Regions from separate parts of the Homo sapiens genome. Here region 2 is linked to region 1. Evidence: read pairs that join two places in POLR2A ChIA-PET (ENCODE). Cell type or tissue: GM12878. All regions are shown on one strand. Links, peaks and the distances in the headings refer to the core of each region. The heading gives the core; the rest is flanking DNA.

Region 1 (5,392 bases), core at 118-5,117:
GAGAATATTCTATTTCCTCGAAACCTATGCCAATTTATTTTCAAAGTGCCAAGTTGGGATGGTATTTGGGTATGCAGGAGGATATATTGCGCAATTGTCATTTAACCATAGATTAAATGTCTGCATAAAAAGGAATGCGTTTTACAATTTTCAAATTGATGAAAGTTTTATGGGGAGATGTAATGAGAATAAGGATGTATTTTATGCAGGGGGGAATGCTATCTGGCAGTAAGAACCAAAGATGAGGATTTAAGAGTCTAGGATTGAATTGGTGGCATCACAAAAGATGTCTTTAGGCATGGATGCTCCAAGGTAGGTCAAAAGAGCATCAACGGAATCATAGATGCTCACTGCTTCCTTTGAAACCTCAAAGACTCCCTGGTTCCCAGGGTATAAGGAGAGGGCAGGATCACCTGTGTGAAGCTGGGCACATTATTGAAAGGAGCACAGCATAGAGCAGAGGTGGCATAACATGATGGTCAGAGGAATGGACTCCCCAGCTCGACTGCCTATGTTTCAATCTGCTTACTAACTGCGTGACCTTGGGGAGAGTATTTAACTTCCTTGTGCCTCAGTTTCTAAGCCATAATGAAATGAAAATAATAATAGTATCTACCCCATAGGGTTGTTACAAGGAGTGAGTAACAGTTGTATAATGCTCAGATCAGTCTCTCATGTAAGTGTGAGCGGTTTGTTTGTTAAGTAAATGAATCAATAATTAAGCAAAGTGGTTTAGATGTACATTCTCTAGACTCAGGTTGCCTAGTTTCAAATTCCAGCTCTCTGCCACTCTACTGGGCAAGTTACTAGTCTTAGGTTACTCACATAATACCATCTACTATTAAATGAGTGGTCTCGGGCAAGTTACTAGCCTATCTGAGCTTGGTTTATTCATATAGCAATATACTTTCTAAAGTTGATATATGTTAGTTTCCTACCCCATACTAGTCTTATCATTAAATTTGATAAGTATGCCATCAACTGACTGGAAAACCTTTAAGTGAGAAAAGGGCAAAGAAAGAAAACAAGACAAACACCCTTTAACATTGCACCAGAAGTATTCTTCCAGGTTAGCATCCACACATAAATCAACCCTCCCTGGGCACAGTCGTTCATCAATTATGACTTCACTTCACAGTGCTGTCATGCAGCCCATATTTGACTATTTAGTCTACAAAAATAATATCTTTTTACTGCATGTTTTTTAGTACACAGTACACAATGATAACACATTCCATTTATATAGCACATTAATGTTTTGTAAAGCCTTTCACATCCATTATTTTATTTAACTAGACATACTGTAAGAGGCTCATTTGTCTTTGAAGAAGCAGCATTGAGGAGGAAAATTCCAAATTTAATTTAAAACCATGTTTTTACTGCTACCAGGAGTTATCATTGAAAATAGTACTTCCATCAATGGTTCTTTTTCAGTGGCAGATGGTAGTCACTGCATCTCTGGATGTTCGCTGCAGTGGACAAAGCCATCCCAACATTAAAATAATTCTTCATGTACTCCCCTTTCCTCTTTTCTGTTTCCATCTAATCTCATATCATCATATCACCCACTATTTTGAAAACATCTCTACTTAAAGGAAAAGTAAAATGTTTTCACAGATGTATTCAGAGTCTCTGCTCATCTACCACTATGGTGAATTTGTCTATAACTCCCTTTCCTTGAGCCCAATACCTGCAGATGAGGTGTGTGCTGCACTCCAACACTTGGTCAGTGTACAGCCTAAGCATTAGTATTACCTCAGTGTTCCTCCTCTTCAGCCCATGATCCCTTTGCCCAGGATTTCCTTGTTTTATTTATTACCTGGACTTCTTTTTTACTTAACAAAAAAGTATTTTATCTCCTACTTTCAAAAGGAATCTGAGGTGTCCTAAAAACACATGAGCAAATCGGGGGTGTAAAGAGAGAAATAAGAAATGGCCTCCCCAGCTCTCCCTCTCACTGTCCTCAGCTTTACCATTGTCGTTCCCATCCATGCTCCACACTCAGACAGAGGTCACTTCATTCCAATAATCACAGTTTTATATCACTCTGTCAAGTGAATGTAAACTTTGGTTGCAGCCAACAGAGTCTTCTAAGGACTAATTTTTTTTTCTACTTTTCCTAACCCAGAATTCTCCATTTAAGGCCCTTGTAGGTCTCTGGAGACCTCATGTGCCTGGTTCTTCCTTTCCTGCCCTCATAACTTTCCCAAGAAGTTTATTTTATTTATTTCACAACATTTATATCAAGGTCTTAGTCTGCTCAGTCACTGTGCCTACTACATACACATGTCCTGTTACATACATCCACATTACATACATGTAATGCATGTGTGCATTACACGATGAGCTCATTTAATCCTCAGAACAATGCTTATGGGTGCTATTACCCACTTCACAAATGAGAAACTAAAATAGAGAGAGGTAAAGTGATTTCCACAATTTCAAGCTGAGTGGCAGAGCCAGGATGGGCCTCTGACAACCTGAGTCTACAGTCCTGCTCTTTACCTTGCCTCCACCCTGCCTCTCTGCTTCAACCACATGGAACAGCTGCTTTCTCAGGAGCACCTAGCGCCCAACTTACTCCTCAACGTGAGGATCATGACCCAACCTCTCCACAAAGCCACTGCAATGGCGTCACTCATTCTCTACCTGGCAGGGGAATTATCTAAATCATCATCACCCTCAAAATGTTGTGGAAATATATTAGTTTCAAAGACCCGTTCCTTGTGATGCTTCTTGATCTGTCTGAAGACCCCTATGGCTCCCCAAGGTCAGAGTACATGCTACTCTTATATTCCAAGCATCCTGTAAGCTGTCGTGTTCCTCCAACACTGGCTTCAATAGTTGGTGACCCACTAGGATTTTTTTGAAAATAATAACTTGAATTTATTGAGAATGAGTTTCATAGACCCAAGTATTTCTGCATTCAGCCTAGAAAGTAATTTTTGCATTGATCCTCATGAACAACATCTGAACTTAGAGATGTGAATGTATTGCCTAGCTTTGGAAGGAAATAGAAATGAAATTGAAATAAAACTACAAACCAGACTTAAAACAAAAAAAGGCATTTCTGAGTTTCTTCTTTTAGAGGAGAAAAAGCATAAGCCTAGTAGGAAAATAATGAGAGAGACAATTTAAAAAGAAATAAAAATGCACATCTCTACTTAGTAAACATCTCCTTTTCTTCCAATAATATATAATATTAATAGTAAAACTCTAGAAAATATTGAACATTTACATAGACCTTCTGTTTCACCAGACTTTTTCATCTCCAGACTTTTGTATTGTTTTTATTATTTCATATGACCTAATAAATTACCAGTAATGTACTGACTTAAAATATTTATTATCCGGAGTACCACATGATCAGTGAAGGATGGCAAATTTCTGTCAAAATAACTCACCCCCATTGATTTTGTATGAAATCGGGCTTTGCCTTTTATTATCTGGCTGAAGGAAAAAAAAAATAGTAACGAGTTCAATCCTTTCTTATTTTTCTATTTCTCCCCATCAACACCACTGCCAAAGAGTGTAAAATGTTTCTTAAATCCTCCCTACCTTTGCCAGTATCACACACACAAAAATGCATTATGCTATTTGAAGAGCAATTTTCTTCTCTAAATGGGTAGCAACTGAATATTAAAGCAGGTTACTTTACACTGGAAGAATACGATTTTTTTTACTTCCCCAAAATTCAACATATTAAAAATGTTTAAACTTGAAACTGACCAAAAAAAAATCATAATATGTTTTGACACTTAAATAGTTGGTTACCTTTTGGAAGATATTTTTTGTTATGGTTCCGGAGCATATGTTGGAGTTACAGTAAGTATTGTTATTTTATTTATTCCTATCAATACATGAAATTAAGTATTTTGAATATATCTATGCTAGTCCCTAATAGATGAGCATAAAGATGTAGCCTGTATCCAAAGCAAGATTGTCACTCACTAATAAATTTCTGAGGGGAAAGAAGAATATACTTCAAACACTAGGTTTTATAGACACCCTACAATGTATAACATTAGTGAATGACCAAGAAACCACCACAAACAATTGAGCAAGGTAGAGCTCACTCACTGTTGGGGAAATTGGCTGTCAAGGTGCCCTTAGAAGCATAGATTTTAAAAACTAAATATTAAAAAAAAATATGTGAAAATGTAGTAAATATTTAACCCCTGAGTGGGCAAGAATTTCTTTCTTTTTTTTTTTTTTTTTTTGAGATGAAGTATTGCTCTCCCAGGCCAGAGTGCAATGGCGTGATCTCAGGCCACTGCAACCTCTGCCTCAAGAGATTCTCCTGCCTCAGCCTCCTAAGTAGCTGGGATTACAGGCACCTGCCACCATGGTGGACAAGAATTTCTAAGCAGTAGAAGAAAGCATATGAATAATGGTTAATTATTTTACTAGATAATTTTTTTTTTGAGATGGGGTCTCACCATATTGCCCAGGCTGGTTTTGGACTCCTGAACTCAAGTGATCCTCCCACCTTGGCCTCCCAAATTATTAGGTCTACAGGTATGAGCCACCATGCCTGGCCAATTTTCAAGTTCAAAACACCAAAAAATAACATTAGTATAATTTAATAATAAATAATATATTGGAGAAATAGCGCACAAAATTCTAGTACACAAAATGTTACATGTAATGTTATCGGAAAGCTTTCCCTTATTAAGAAAAATACTAAAACATTACCAGAAGATGTGCAAAGAACATGAACAGATATTTTACACAACAACAAATACAAGTGACCAACTAACAGAAGAAAATATTTTCTCCTCACTAATAATCTAAGAAATCATAAGTTGAAAAAATATATTTTAAAAAATATCTATTGAAAGTTTTTTTAATTAAAATATTCAATTGTGATGAAAATGTTGGGGAAAAAAGTGGTCATAAATATTGTGCCATGTGTATAACTGATGTGATCTTTCTTGAAAGTGATCAGGCAATAAAGATAAAGAACTTATAATAAAATTAGACACTTAACCCAATAATTCTTCCCATAGGAATCTAACCAAAGGCACTAAGAAGCATTTATGTACCAGAATATTCATCATAATAGTATTTGGTAGCAAATTTTCTAACACTGAAAAAATTGTTTTGAAAATGGTTATATTCACGATAGAATATTATGCAATTATTTTTAAAATCACAAATGAGACAAGTAATGTTTTCAAATTTCAAAATCATGACTTGAAGCAATGTTTTTAGTATGTAAAAAAACAAAACTATCATGATACTACATAGTACATCACATAATCTCAGTTATGTATATTAAAAATATACATATAGAGGCATTAAAAGCCAATATATTAATAGCTATTACCTCTTGAGTAATGAAATTATAAGTGATTTCTATATTTTTCTTTATACTTCTCAGCATTTTCTA
Region 2 (5,392 bases), core at 311-5,310, 210 kb after region 1:
GGTAGCAGTGACAATGGTATAATGTGATCAGCATCTGAATCTATGTAGAAGATAGAGCAAACAGGTCCACTGTCTGGCTGCAGTGGAGCATGAGAGAATGAGATGAGTCAAATATGACCTCCAGATTTTGGGTCTGAGCAACTGGTAAGATGGAGTTGTCATTAACAGAAATGGGGAGGAATACAAGTGGAGCAGTTTAGGGGATGTGGAAAGATCAGGAGGATCATTTTAGACATAAGAAGTGAGATGGGAAGAACACAGCAAGGTGAGTGGTGTGTTGGATGCCAAGTGAATCAAATGTTTCTGGGAAGAGGGGGTGACAGTTGTGTCAAATGCTGCTGATCAAGTGAGATGAAACAGGATTGATTACAGGGTTTAGCAAAAACGAAGATCATTGGTGACTTTGACAATGAAGTTGGTGAAGGATGAAAGACTAAATAAGTTGAGTTCAAGAGAGAACAGAAGTTCATAAATTGGAAATGTGAAAGTAAGTGCATATAGCTCCTCCTAGGAGGTTTTTTGCAAAGGACAGCAGAGAAATGGGCTAATCACTTGAGGGTAAAGTGGGACAAAAGAGATTTTTTTTAATGTAAAAAATAGTAACATGACCCTAGGCTGAATGGCATGATTCAGTAGAGACAGGGAAAAGTCAAATTGCTGAAAACAAATTCTTGCCCTTGAGTAGGTGAGAGATGATGGGAGCTAGGGCTGCTGTGGAGAGGTGGATAGGAGCGTAGAGGGATTTTCTGGAACAGGAGGCTGAGTTGCTATGATGGTAAGAGTGTGTGGAAGGTCTTTTCTGATAGCTACTATTCCCAATGAAATAAACAAGATCATCAGTTTAGAGTGAGAATGGGGAGGAGATGCTGGAAGTTTGAAGTGTAAGAAGAGGTTAGAAATAGTCATTGGGGATGTGGGAGACTGTATTAAATGGGGAAATTTATTACAATTTTAGAAGCCAACTAAAGTTTCACATGAAGGAAGTTAACAGCTAACTTAAAGTTGACCAACGCACATGGTTTTGTATTTTTCTTCAGACACGTTCATCTGTGAGAGTTTAGGCACAGACCAGGCTGAGAGTTGGATTTTACCAGTATCAAGAGTTTTCACAAATGATAGTAATCCTGGTTTTTGCAACATTTGTTGTACACATCTTTCCCACTTGTGATTTGCCTTTTCCTTTTATCTGTATTTTTAGTGTAGAAACTTTGTATATTTATATGGTCAAATTTATTATCTTTTCCTAGGATGTCTTCCATTGCTTTTTTGTTTGAGGAAATCCTTCCTCATGATGAGATGATATAAACTTTTTTCTATACCTTCTTCAATTCTTTATGACTAAATATTTACCTCTTATGTATGCTGTGATGCAAAGCTCTAATAAAATATTCATCAAAAAGTTACTTTATTTGTCCAATGTTATTTATTGAAGAAACAATTTCTCAGATTTATTTTTTAAAATATTGTCTATTTTTTCTATTTTATAAACTCGAGTTCCAGTTTATCACTTTTATCTGATTTATCTGTCTGTTCTTAGTATTTAACATGCTCTAACTATTGTAAATTTATAATTGATAAGGCAAATATCAACCTTCAGACCCCTTTTTTATAAACATTCTTTAATCATTCTTGCTTACCTTATTTTCCTAGACTATTTTGTCATGATTTAAAAACAGACTTTTCTCAGGGTTTGTTTGGAATTGAAAGAAGGGTATGTCCCACTAATTTGGGACATACCAATTTCTTTATAATATTCAAGTTCCCCATTCAAGAACCAAGCTATGATCCTGTATTCCTGTCTTTTAAATTTTACTGGATTGATTACTCATTCACGTTTTTAATATATTTTAAATCCCCTTGAAATCATAGTTTTGCTTTGATTTTCATTTTGCTAGAATGGTGATTCCTCAAGTAAGTTCCCCAGAAAGAAAAGAGGAAGAAGGTACCTTCTGATACTTTACATATGCAAAAATGTCTAACTTGTTTCTCACATATTTGGGGCAGGTATAGAATTTCCACTTGTAGTTTTTTTCTCTTAATATTTATAATTAAATCCAATGGATAGAATATTCCTTGAAACACCAATTTTAGAAGAGATAAAATGAAAGAGGCCGGGCACGGCCACTCACGCCTGTAATCCCAGCACTTTGGGAGGCCGAGGCAGGCAGATCACAAGGTCAGGATTTCAAGACCAGCCTGACCAATACGGTGAAACCCCGTCTCTACTAAAAATACAAAAATTAGCCGGGCGTGATGGCACATGCCTATAGTCCCAGCTACTTGGGAGGCTGAGGCTGAAGAATCATTTGAACCCGGGAGGTGGAGGTTGCAGTGAGCAAAGATCGTGCCACTGCACTCCAGCCTGGGCGACAGAGCAAGACTCCGTGTCAAAAAAGAGAAAGAAAGAAAGAAAGAAAGAAAGAAAGAAAGAAAGAAAGAAAGAAAGAAAGAAAGAAAGAAAGAAAGAAAGAAAGAAAAAGAAACCTAAGTGTCATAAAAGAGAGATTAAGTTAGTGAACTATTAATAGGGAAGTATATGTAATTTTATAAATTAGGTCAATATACTGATAAGGAAACAAGTACATGCAAAAAAAGCTACATAATAATAGTATACGATGATTAGCTTATTATAAAATAAAAAACTATATATCAATTGGTTTTTATTATAGATATATATCTATAGTAAATATAGATATTTACTACCTATAATAAATATAGATATATATGTTACTATAGATGTATAGATTCATTTTCATACTATATATTTATATATAGATGTATTTTCATACTATATATATATCAATATATTAATATATCTATTTTCATACTATATATCTGGAAGAACACACACCAAATAGTAACAAATCACTATGGGGATTAAGATGTGGGAGAGAAAGAACTTTCACTTTTAATTTTATATACTCTGAAATTATTTGAAGTTTTAAAATGATGTTTTATTCATAGGTGTACAGTTTCTTTATAGCCAATGTACACATTTATTTCACCTTTTTATGCCTTTATTTCACTTGACATGGTTGACCACATCCCTTTTGTACAACACTGGATCAGGCATCTCTCCTACGTAGTCCCATAACACACTGTACATATCCCAATTACAGGAATTTTGACTTTAATTTATAATTTCCTCTTTATTTGTGTATTCCAAGGAGACCAAAAAGTCAGGTACTTTTCCTGTTTCTCATTTTATGTTTTACCTTACAAAGTACATATTCAATAACTATTGTTTGAAAGTGTCTGTATGATTTGAAAGGGAATGTGTATAATGTAGCATCTGAAAAATAAAAGAGGCAATGCTCAGAAGGGAGAAAAAGGAAGTGAGCTAGGCAAGATGGAAAGTCCTGAGGGTGAGCTATGCCCATTGGTTGAGCAGCCAAACCACCAAGGGATCGTTTCTTTAACTGCAGCCTAAGTAGGGCAAAAGGAACAAGTGGAGAACAGTGAAAGAAACTGTGCAAGAGCAGTAAGAAGATAACTGGCCTTCTCCATTTAGGGGAATTCCACACCTAAGTGGAAATGTAAATGTCCTTCTCTGGTGACCTCGTAGCTCAGCTATCCCATGTGGGTGGGATAAATAGGAGTAGCGTGGAACCTTTGAAGGGGAAATTGGTAGGCAAATACCACTGCAAAAGCAAGGGAAAGCTGAGTTCTTGCTTATTAAGGTAAAGCCTAAACTATTCAAAAAAGGAAACACCAAGAAGTGTACATCTATATGCAGAGGCTTAAATAAGATGGAAGTTCATTTCTTCCTCATGTTATAGTCCCAAAAAGAGCAATGCAGATTTGCAGGGAGACTATGAAGTCACTCAAGGACTCGAATTCCTTCCATTTTCCACCCACCATTCCCTTAGGTGATATCATTAGTGGGTTGTGGTCACACTCACTGGTTCCCATCTGTGGAAAAGAAAAATAGAGGAACGCCAAGGCAAACAGCTTATTTTTAAAGGTACAAATGACCCAGAAATTGCACATACTGTCAGCTTACATGTTACTTCAGCTCATATCCTATTAGCCAAAACTTAATCGCGTGGTCACATTTAGCTGTGAAAGAGGCTAAAGATGTAGTCTCTAGATGAGTAATCATGTACCTAGAGTAGCCTTTATTTCTATGGGAAAAGGGAAGTATGGATTTTAGAGGAAAACTGTAAGTCTTTGCCATATGAAGAAACCAAATATTGTGTTGTTAACCTAACCGGTAAAACTTGAAAGGCTAATGGCCACCAAATGCTGGTCTAAGACTACTATACATGTACAGTACAAAAACCAAAGACAAGGGAGGAAAGCATGCAGTTTAAAGGTTTGTCCTTTAGTATGAGATAATATTCCTCCTATTTTATGTTAAAATATATTTAATGAGATGGTGATGATGGTAGATAGCATTTCCAATGTCCTTTCTTAAAAAAAAAGTTAAAACAGAGTATTAGCAACAATACATCAGTATACCCATTCCCCAATTTATGTGTGTGTGTGTGTGTGTGTGTTGTTGAGATTTTACTGATTCTTGAAATCTTTATCTGGGAACTAATGCTCCATGTGACAACCAAGCACAGAGGGTCAGCAGAGAAGCCAGTACTATCCTTACTCCTCCTTTAACATCGAAGATGGTATCTCACCTCAAGGATAGGTTTTGTAAACTCTCCTCACTGGACCCACCATCATCTCCTTCTCTATACCCAGTTAGATCCTCCCACCTCTGGACTCCCATGGTATTGTTTACATGGTTGCACCACAGCTGCAAGGTCTCTAAAGGCCTAGACTCTGGAACTAGCATAATGTCATATTTGTCATATTCTGTTGGTCAAAGCCAGTCACCAGCTCAAACCAGATTCAAGGAGATGGTCAGGTAACCTCTGCCTTTAGATGGGAGGAGCAGCAACATCATATTGCAAAGAAGCATGTGGACACAAGGAAGTGTGATTCATTTGGGTTGTGGGAGAAGGAGTCATCACTGTAATGCTTTTCCACAACTGACATTTCCCACATGATAACATTCTATCTTCCAGCCTTCCTGTCATGCCCACAACTTCCTTTAAAACAAAGTGCAGTTCATAGGGTACCTTGCTTTGTACCATATAATTCTGCCTCCTGGCTTCAAGAAGTCAGACTGGAGATAAGTACTTCTATTAGTTAGGATTAGTACTAACTTAAAGTGAGAGAAAACCCCAATTGGCTGGGCATAAATAGAAGTTTATTTCTGGCTCTTGTTAAAGTACAGAGGTAGATTCTAGGGGTTTGGTATTGGCCTCCACATTATCAAGCCTATTCTATCTTGTAGCTCCATTGACTGTACTTTCCATTTCCAAGGTTGCCTCATTATTCAAAATGGCTGCCAAGACTCCAAGCATCATACATCCCATTTCACTCAATAGAAAGG

The links. ChIA-PET counts read pairs that join two places held together with the same protein. Peaks named below come from ENCODE experiments on the same cell type or tissue, not always from the same donor. Only the 100,000 strongest peaks of a DNase experiment are listed, where the experiment ranks them.
Region 2: POLR2A ChIA-PET joins it to region 1 with 7 read pairs; 2 of 35 experiments call an interaction of 5 or more read pairs at or near these places.

The regions. Positions count from the first base shown.
Region 1 is chr2:191,872,721-191,878,112 of GRCh38, reverse strand. All of the region lies in intron 1 of CAVIN2-AS1 (CAVIN2 and TMEFF2 antisense RNA 1), which reads right to left. Among named protein-coding and RNA genes, the nearest start is that of CAVIN2, 28 kb to the right of the region's middle. In GM12878, for the core only: no CTCF peak of the experiment used is centred there; no DNase peak of the experiment used is centred there.
Region 2 is chr2:191,664,979-191,670,370 of GRCh38, reverse strand. No RefSeq gene overlaps it. Among named protein-coding and RNA genes, the nearest start is that of NABP1, 10 kb to the left of the region's middle. In GM12878, for the core only: no CTCF peak of the experiment used is centred there; a DNase peak (open chromatin) is centred at 3,420; H3K4me3 peaks cover 115 bases; H3K27ac peaks cover 2,123 bases.